Regions from separate parts of the Mus musculus genome. Here regions 2 and 3 are each linked to region 1. The links are chromatin contacts, found by Hi-C or POLR2A ChIA-PET in ENCODE. All regions are on one chromosome and are shown on one strand. Each heading gives the region's core, a stretch centred on a gene start or an enhancer-like site at or near the end of the contact. The rest is flanking DNA. Distances are from core to core; before and after follow the strand shown.

What was found. Hi-C counts contacts between places; a loop is a spot of excess contacts on that map. ChIA-PET counts read pairs that join two places held with the same protein, here RNA polymerase II (POLR2A).
Region 2: POLR2A ChIA-PET joins it to region 1 with 12 read pairs in Patski. The contact joins the promoter of Nes here to the enhancer-like site in region 1. POLR2A ChIA-PET finds 5 or more read pairs at or near these places in 3 of 5 experiments (Patski and embryonic stem cell).
Region 3: a map of heart shows a loop between it and region 1 (2.1-fold over the local background). The contact joins the promoter of Naxe here to the enhancer-like site in region 1. A Hi-C loop is called at or near these places in 9 of 37 maps with a recorded cell type or tissue (Patski, T-helper 17 cell, adrenal gland and 4 more). POLR2A ChIA-PET finds 5 or more read pairs at or near these places in 3 of 5 experiments (Patski and embryonic stem cell).

The regions. Positions count from the first base shown.
Region 1 is chr3:88,021,510-88,024,589 of GRCm38, forward strand. Hapln2 (hyaluronan and proteoglycan link protein 2) reads right to left here. Exons shown (of 7, transcript NM_022031.2): 3 at 2,821-2,962; 4 at 2,256-2,609; 5 at 2,015-2,131; 6 at 1,712-1,894; 7 at 241-1,316. The coding sequence starts at 2,908. The coding sequence ends at 1,033. Among named protein-coding and RNA genes, the nearest start is that of Hapln2, 4.5 kb to the right of the region's middle. Within about 2 kb of position 1,487, at least 1 of the 3 ENCODE cell types and tissues checked has a DNase peak (open chromatin) inside an H3K27ac peak, as active enhancers do; it is heart, where a contact is called at or near this core.
Region 2 is chr3:87,969,602-87,972,681 of GRCm38, forward strand. It overlaps Nes (nestin), which reads left to right and starts at 1,492. Exons shown (of 4, transcript NM_016701.3): 1 at 1,492-2,387. The coding sequence starts at 1,602.
Region 3 is chr3:88,056,891-88,059,970 of GRCm38, forward strand. Naxe (NAD(P)HX epimerase) reads right to left here and starts at 1,605. Exons shown (of 6, transcript NM_144897.3): 1 at 1,437-1,605; 2 at 1,240-1,348; 3 at 1,031-1,141; 4 at 834-947; 5 at 96-243. The coding sequence starts at 1,600.

The sequences.
Region 1 (3,080 bases), core at 237-2,736:
GAAGGTATAAGTAAAAAATAATTGCTATGTTATGCATGAAATAACTACTACGTTCTGCCAAAAACAAATGTTGCAAGTTTCCTCTGACTCTCATCTAACATTGATTTAACTGTGGTTTGTATCTTGGTACCCCTGAGCTTAGGGTACCAAGAGGCTCAGAGCCACTCTTGATCACAGCCAAAAATAAAGGACTCATTTGCTTTTAGTTGTCTTTATCAGCATGGTTGTCTGTATCTTTCTCAAGTGGATTTATTATAGTAGACAAGCTCACAGTGTGCCTGCCTGGTGCCTGTGGGGGTCAGAAGAGGTTGTTGGATTCCCTGGAACTGGAGTTACAGATGATTGTGGGTCCTCGTCCTCTGAAAGAGCATCAAGTTAGCTTAGCTGCTGAGTTCTCAGTCCACACGGAATTTACCGTCTTTCATTGTAGACTTTAGCCAGATGTGATCCCAGAACTTAGGAGGTAGAGGGAGGCTGATGTGTGTGAATTCAAGGCCAGCCTAGTCCACAGTGGAAGTTCCAGGACAGTCAAGGAAAAATTGAGAGGCCTTGTCTCAAAATAAATAAATAAAATTAATAAACTAAATAAAACAGACCTTGGAAGTGATAAGTACATTTAGAAATGAGTTTAGTTTGAATATTTGTTTTGTAGGGCCCAGACAGCTCTGGAAGTTTGGAGTTCCTGGAAATTTTGAATAAGAAACCTTTGAGTGACTGGTTAGACATAAAGGGCAGCCTGTATTCTCCCGTGTAGATGGCCAGGTCTGCTGAGACTTCCTCTCCTCCTTCCTCTCCTCTGTCCTTCGTGCTGTGGGTGCTCTCTAATCACAAACCCAGTATATTGCTGAGCCATAGATGCAATATATGTTTGTTCTTATGGAACAAAGAAGGTGCCATGTTATTTTATTGGTCAGTTAATGCCCGGGACGCCCCTTTGCCCAGCAGCCCGAAGCACCGCGCTGGCCTGGGGAAGGCAGAAGTGAGGGCTGGGCCTTAGTCTGTCCAGAGGGGACCCGCCACTCTGTCGCACTCCTACTTCTCGGCATAGCAGTAGGTCCCGTAGGACGCCTGCTGGGGTCGGGGGAAGCCGAAGCTGCGCACCCCTGGGTCAGGGAGACCCCCACAGCGCGGCCGCGGCGTCGTGATGGGGAAGCGAACGCTGCCGTCCGCCAGCCAGCCTCCGTCGCATTGATCCAGGCCGGAGAACTTCCAGGCGGCGTAGAGGTGCCCGACCTTGGCTACTACGGCTCCGCGCCTCCGGCAAGCCGCGTGGGCTTCTGACAGCGTCAGCCGCCCCGGCACGAAGAACACCTGGCCTGGAAATGCGAGTGGGTGACCGGCCGCCCAAAGCAGCTGGTGTGGGACGGGGACCCGGCCGCGAAGCTCCGAGAAGCCCTCACAGGACCGTGCGGAGGAAAATTGTCTAGGATGCGCTCGCCCTGACATCAGACCACGCCCACACGCTGTCTCTCTGCCTGGCTTCTGACACCGGCCCCGCCCCGGGCCCAGGCCCCGCCCATCTCTTCCTCCTGGTCCCGCCCACGACACAGGGAGCTGACCAGCCCCTGCTCCGCCAACAAGTCCAGCTCCTGCCACCTCCTAGGTCCTTTCTCCCACGCCCGGGAGTCCTTCGTCCAGGCTCTGACCCGACACGGCCCTTCCTGCAGGCGGAGTCCCCAGGCCGGGCGCCGCCTGCCCGCAGTTGGCTCACCTGCCAGGGCCGAGGTGAAGCAGAAGGCGTCATAGCGGTCGCGGCTGCGGTCGCGGGGCCCGTAGCTGCGGATGCCTGGCCGCCCGTGGCCGCCGCACGGAGCCCGCGCGGTGAGCACAGGGTAACGCACGGAGCCCTCGAGCAACCAGCCGGCGTTGCACCAGTCCAGCCCCTCGGTCCACGCTGGCGGAGGAGGGGGTGGGGAGGACGGGAGTCACCAGCACAAGCCAGACTCTAGCTCCCGCAAACTCGCCGGGGTCGATGTGCAGCTAGGGGGCCTCCAGCCGGGGATCCGCCGCTCACCCTGGTAGAGTTGGCCGTAAGTGGCCAGGCGTCCGTCCTGCTCTTCACACGCCCGCTTCGCTTCGAAGTAATTGAACTGGTAGCGGCCTCGGCTGGGTTGGTACGGAAACACCACACCTGGGGAGCGGAGAGCTTGGACAGGGCAGCTGGGTGCGGAGGGGAGCGCGGGCAGGGGAGGCCGGCAGAGGTGAGGTGCCCCAATATAATTAGGGAACCTCAGTGCCGGCGCAGGAAAGCTCACCCTCCAGGCGCAGGGTCAGTGCCACGCTCTCGTCCTCAATGCCATTGATGAGCTCGCAGCGGTACCGACCCTCATCCTCCAGACGCACGTTCTTGATGATCAGGGAGGCGTCCAGCCGATGCCCTCTCCGCAAGCTGGCGCGCCCTCCCAGGAGCCCGTAGTCCCGGGCGTGCAGTCCGTTGGTAATGAGGATTAGCGTTTCCCGCAGCTCACCGGGCTCCACTTTGCTCCAGCGTACTTTGTAGCTGGGAGGCGAGGTGCCCAGGACGCAGGGCAGTGTGGCCGTGGCCCCACGACGAGAGTGAATGACCTCGTGGATGGGGGGCAGGAGGTAGTGGGGACCCGGATGGGGGGCTGAGCAGAGGGGCCACAGTGGCAGGCTTCTGATCTTCCCTGCCCCAAGTGCCCATTCAGACCTAGTCCCCAGAGGCTCTCCTCGGGCTCAGCCTTACCTCTCCCCACTGATTCTCACTCCCTAGGGACTTTCAACAGCTGCCCTTTTTATTCCTCCATCCCTTGGTCCCCTACCCCAGTGTTCTGGTTGGGGGCTGGGCTACGGTCTTACCCGGATTCCCCAGGGCTTTGTGAAAGCTGGTGAAGGCCCAGGGGAGAAGGAAGCAGCAGAACGCAGGGAGAGGGATCCTGCTTGGCATGATGGTGTCAGCAAGCACCGTCTGCAGGGCACAGGTGGTGGGCACTCCCTAGTACTGAAAGGAAGGACAGAGAGGGGGGCAGAGATGAGGGTCGGCTTCCTGTTGGGTGCATGGAGGCATTTGTCAGCTGTAAGCCAACAAGCCTCACCTCACTGATGACAGGTCATCCCAG
Region 2 (3,080 bases), core at 242-2,741, 52 kb before region 1:
ATTGGCTTTATTCTTTCTCTTGCGTGCTGGGGTTAAAGGGATTAAACTGGCCTCACTGAACAAAGTTTGATGAAACTCATGTCATTGACTCAAACAGCTATTTTAAAGAATTTAGATTTATTATTGTTCTTCTTATTATTGGTGTGTGTGTGTGTGTGTGTGTGTACAGGTGCACCATGCCACAGTATGCCATGTGGGAACCAGTCTCTCCTCAGCTCACTATGCGGGTCCTGAACATCACAGTAGGGAGCATGGCAACAGGCAGGCGGTTATGGCACTGGAACAGCAGCTGAGAGCTCAGGTCTCAATGTACAAGCACAAGCCTGCCCCCAGTGACACACCTCCTCCAACAAGGCCATTCCTCCCAATCCTTTTTTTTTTTTTTTTTTTTTTTTTGGATTTTTGAGACAGGGTTTCTCTGTGTAGCTCTGGCTGTCCTGGAACTCACTCTGTAGACCAGGCTGGTCTCGAACTCAGAAATCCGCCTGCCTTTGCCTCCCAAGTGCTGGGATTAAAGACATGTGCCACCACTGCCCGGCCCCAATCTTTTTAAACAGGTCCTCCACCTGGGGAGCAAGCATTCAAATATTTGAGCCTGAAATATTGGTCCCTTGTAGAAAATCTACAGCTTCATTTCTTTCTTCGCCAAACTTCATGCTTAGCCACCAGGGGGCTCTCTTGAGAGCCGCGTAACTTCTTCACTAAATGACAAGAGGGATCGAACTTCAAAGGAGAAAAACTTTCCCTTGCTAGTCTCCTTTTCCTGGTGCGGGGTAGGGTAGGGTAGGACGTCCCTCTGCGGGTACGAACTGGGCATTGTGTCTGCTAACATTAACTGGGCAGGGGTACTGGCACAGGCATTTAATCCCAGCACTGGGGAAGCTATGGCAGGAGCGTCCCTGAGACCTGCCTGATCTACATAGCCATACCAACCATCTGAAGAAAAGGGGTGGTGGTGGTGTTTACTACCCAGGCTGGTGTCAATCCTACTTCAGCCTCCGGAGCACTGGCAGACTTCCCTCAGTACCAGTGGGCTCCTCTTTCTTCGGGCAGTGTTTCTTCGCAATGTTGCCTCTCTTGGGGGTGAGTATTTACTGTTATACACAAAACACTGCACCGTCCGTTTTTCCAACAGTTCACGAGGTTTCCAACACCAAGCCATTTTATAAATGAGGAGCTGAGTCCTAGAGGATTTGAGTAAGAGTGTAGAGAAAGGAGGTCCTGGGGCCCAGTTCTGTGCATCTTAGGGTGTTCTGGGCTGTCTGGCTGTATCTCAAGCCTCTTTCGGAAAATCACCCGCACCGGACGGGATCCCCGCCAGGGCGAGGCTACAATTTGATTCTTCTCTGCTGAGCTGGGATGATGCAGGGACCCGGGCTGTGTGTTGCACTGAACTCTAAAGGGTTAAGGCCTAGGGACCGCCCCTTTTCCGCCCGGCCGGCGGGAGTATGAATACCCTCGCTTCAGCTCGCTGCTGGAATCCTCCGCTTCCGCTGGGTCACTGTCGCCGCTACTCCCTTTCTCCCCCTTAAAAGCTCCAAGGGCCACTCCCTTCTCTAGTGCTCCACGTCCGCTTGCCCTCGGGGGGCCAGACCAGCGACATGGAGGGTTGCGTCGGGGAAGAATCTTTTCAGATGTGGGAGCTCAATCGACGCCTGGAGGCCTACCTGACCCGGGTCAAGACGCTGGAGGAGCAGAACCAGCTGCTCAGTGCCGAGCTTGGGGGACTCCGGGCGCAGTCCGGGGACGCCTCCTGGCGAGCCCGAGCCGACGACGAGCTGGCAGCCCTGCGGGTCCTCGTCGATCAGCGCTGGCGGGAGAAGCACGAGGCTGAGGTGCAGCGCGACAACCTTGCCGAAGAGCTGGAGAGCGTGGCGGGCCGGTGCCAGCAGGTGCGGCTCGCCCGGGAGCGGACCATCGAGGAGGCGGCCTGCAGCCGGCGCGCGCTCGAGGCGGAGAAGAATGCGCGGGGCTGGCTGAGCACCCAGGCTGCCGAGCTGGAGCGCGAGTTAGAGGCTCTGCGAGCGTCGCACGAGGAGGAGCGCGCGCACCTGAACGCCCAGGCCGCCTGTACGCCGCGCCGACCCCCCGCGCCGGCCCACGCATCCCCCATCCGGGCCCCTGAAGTCGAGGAGCTGGCCAGGCGCCTAGGCGAAGTGTGGCGCGGGGCGGTGCGTGACTACCAGGAGCGCGTGGCTCACATGGAGAGCTCGCTGGGCCAGGCCCGCGAGCGTCTGGGCCAAGCCGTGCGGGGCGCTCGGGAGAGTCGCTTAGAGGTGCAGCAGCTGCAGGCTGATCGCGACAGCCTCCAGGAGCGCAGAGAGGCGCTGGAACAGAGATTGGAAGGCCGCTGGCAGGACCGGCTGCAGGCCACTGAAAAGTTCCAGGTGAGGAGGGTCACCAACACGCCCACCCTGTCCCTGGTAAAACCAAGCCCTAGGAGGTACTTAGGATGGCAAGAGACCTTCAGGAAAGGGGTGGGGGCAAGGACAACTGTATTCAGGAGTCCTTGCTCAGAGCAAGCACAAGTCCTAGACTTCCCTGTCCAGACAGGCAGGATGGATGGAATTCTGAGACCTCCTAGCACAGCCCCCTTGAAAGGCCCGCAGGCCAATACCCACTGTAGCTGCTCCTCACTCTTTGAATGGCAACCCCTCTCTAGGGTGACTCCCTGTGCCCTTCACTATGCAGTTGTCAATCAGAAGGTGCCCAACACATGCTCTCTCCCCACCAGAAGGTTCCTAGCAACCATAGTGAAGGAAGGCAGTGTGAGCCACCGCAGACCACCAGCCCCTCTCTGTGTCAAGGCTTCTCAGCTCCCTGAAGCGCATTCCAAAGGCCTGGGGCACCCTCCCCCTCATATTGCACAGATGTGACCAACAGCTGAGAAAACAGCCTCTTGCCTGGCCCAGACAGAAGTCCCGACGTGACCACCTGCCCACTCTTCTTGGGGGAGAAGGATTCCAGAACAAGTGGGAAGTGGAGGAACCCAGCCTGCTATGAGGAGCCGGGGGCAGTGGTGGCCCAGCTGCTTTCCTTCCAAGCCTTCTCGAGGCGACTCTTGATAAATTGCTTTTTCC
Region 3 (3,080 bases), core at 355-2,854, 35 kb after region 1:
AACTTTGCTCCCCAGCCCTAATGTGGGACAGTCCCCTGGGTACCAGCCTTAGCCAGGTTTGAGCACGAGTCTCCCAGCCACCTGAGTCTCAGCACCTGAGGGAATGTCGATGCTAGCAATGGGCACAGTGAGTCCACTCAAGACACTCAGGATGCTGTGGAATGGCTCCCGAACGTCACCCTTGAAACTGAAGCCGAAGATGGCGTCCACCACCAGCTCATACAGCTCGTCCACCATCATGGGCTGGGAGCGTGAGGGAAGGGGAAAGGATGTCAGGAGCTGCTGTCACCTAGGGAGGCCTGTCCCTGCACCCACTGACCACAGAAGCATGTATATAACTGGTTCCTAAGGCACAGTAAAGAGGAGTTGCTCATTCAGGACAGTCTGAATCCAGGCCTGAGTACCTACCTGCCTGTCACTGGTGAGAAGGGGTGACTGCCAGTCTCAGGCTTCCTGACACTGGAAGCCAGAAGAGACTAGTTCTGTTCTGCATATCAGTGTCTTCATCCATAGAATAAGCTGGGGCTTTCTGGTTTTTGTTTTGTTTTAATTTCTGACTTCCCACCCTTTAATCCATGCATCTACAGAAAAGGTTCAGGATGAGGCCCTGAGGGCCAGATTATTGTTAGATGCATGTTGTGGGAGTTGTTTGGCTGCAGAATAGGAGTGCCTGGAAAGTCGTGGAGCACACAGTCTGGAGGGGCTTCTACACCACTTTTTTTCAGAGAACACTTTTAGGGCAGACAGACACTAGGCAGGCCAGCTTGATCTGAAAATGGGAAGGGCAGGACAGGGGCAGTACTTACTGTAGAAACAGGCATCAACCCACCTACCTCTGGGGGCATTTCACCAAGGAAAGGAATGTCCATTTTCTGACACTGAGTCACTAGCCCAGTGAAGAGGGGCTTGTTAGGTCTTTTGGGGTAATAGATAGTTGGCTGGTAACCCTAGTTGAAAAGGAAAGTAGCCATTCAATCTCCGATCCCGAGTCTTCATACCTTGCCACAAAAAACTCCGTTCACATACTTACAAAAAGTTTGAGGTGTCGCGCACAGACCAGCCCATCCCCTCCGTTATTTCCGGGGCCACAGATGACCAAGACAGTCGGGGGACTCTTGGACATAGACGTGGGGGGATAAGCCTGAAGGCAGAAGTGCAGAGGGCAGTCACCGCTGTGTGCGCCACCGCCGGGGACCTCCCCACCTGCACCTCACTGAGGTTTCTCGCTGTGCCGCTTACCTTGGCAATAGCCGTGGCACAGCTCAACCCGGCCAGCTCCATGAGTTGATCCACGCTGAACTGATACTCGTTAAAAAGCTCTTGGTCCACGGCCTGAGCCTCCTCCTGACTGAGGGAAGTCCTGGCCTGAGTCCGCCCCTGGGGTGCTGGGGCCGCGGCCTGCCCTGCCCCGCCCCCGCGGGAGAGGGCGGCCGTACCTTAAGTACTTCACCGCAGCGCCCGCCATGGTCTCCGAGCCCCGGCGCTGTGTTCCCCACCAGATGGGCCTTGCACGACACACACTCTGCTGGCTGATGACCCGTGGCAGGCGCGAGCCCGCAACCAGCAGCCCCAGCCCCAGCAGCGTCCGCAGCCCGGACATTCGACTAGCAGAGCGCCGCTCGCACGGCGCATGCGCAGGGCCCGCCCCGCCCCAGAGCCTCTGCATCTAACCGTCCGTTCCTAGTCCCAGACTATCAGGCGTTCCGCCCACCTTCGTTCCGCCCTGCGTTCTCACCTTTCCCCGGCGTCGCAGAGTTCCAAACAGATGTGCTTCGCTCCCTCTGCAGTCCTGGCTGGCCACCATCTTGAAGCAGTTCTGTTGCCTCCTTGCTGAAAGGTGTGATTGCACGCAGTTTTTTAAAAATTAGTATCTTTGACCTCTCGCTGCCCCTGCTTTTTACAGGGTTTCTCTGTAGCCCTGGCTGTCCTGGAACTCACTTTGTAGACCAGGCTGGCCTCGAACTCAGAAATCCGCCTGCCTCTGCCTCCCAAGTGCTGGGATTAACGGCGTGCACCACCATGCCGACTTGTTTGTTTTTAACATTTAAAAATGCAAGGGTTGGAGGGAAGAGGCATGCACGTGCCTTGCTGCACATATAGAGGTCAGAGGACAATTTCTGTGCATCCGATCTCTCCATCCAAAGAGTAAGATCCGAGGATCAATCACAGGTTGTCAGTGCCCTTGCTCTTCAAGTGGTTTTGTGGACCTCTGCCCTGTCTGTTTTACTTATGTAATGTAGAAAATAGAATTTTTAAGGCTGTGATAGTGGCAGGAACTTTAGATTACTCCGGTAATTGTACTTCAAGTCCAAGGTTCTGTGGTCTTACGCAGGACCTCACCAGCTTTATTTTTCTGATTTCACTAGCATGTGAGTTACTCAAGGCTCCTTACAGATTTGCTGGAAAATATTTAGTTAGTTTATTTTTGGTCAGCTGATTTTGTTTTCAGTTGTTTCAGAGTATGGGTATGTGCGGTCACACAGGTGCCCTCGGGAACCAGAGGTGTCAGGTCCCCAGAACTACAAGCAGTACAAGCAGTCTCATGTGGCCTAGGCTGCCTTGGATCTTATGTCTTACGTTGCAAAAATGGCTTTAAATCCCTGATCCTCTGAGATTCTGGGTCTGAGCCACTGTAGCTGGCTTTATTTAAGTTTAGTGTTTGTTTGTTTGTTTGTTTATGTATAGGTTGTGAGCCATGTGGTTGCTGGGAATTGAACTCAGGACCCCCTGCTTGCTCTTGGCCCTCTTGTTCCGGTGGAAAGCTTTATTTATTATATGTGAGTACACTGTAGCTGTCTTCAGGACACGCCAGAAGGTGTCAGATCTCGTTACGGGTGGTTGTGAGCCACCATGTGGTTGCTGGGATTTGAACTCAGGTCCTCTGGAAGAGCAGCCAGTGCTCTTAACCACACTGAGCCATCTCTCCAGCCCTGAAGATTCATTTCTAAAACACAATGTGAAATATGTTTATTTGGCATAGATAATATGTTAAGCACTTACACATACCAGGTGCTAACATGAACCACCTCACTTCATAGCAACCTTAGTATTCCCGTTTCAAAGATTAATTAAAAAAGAAA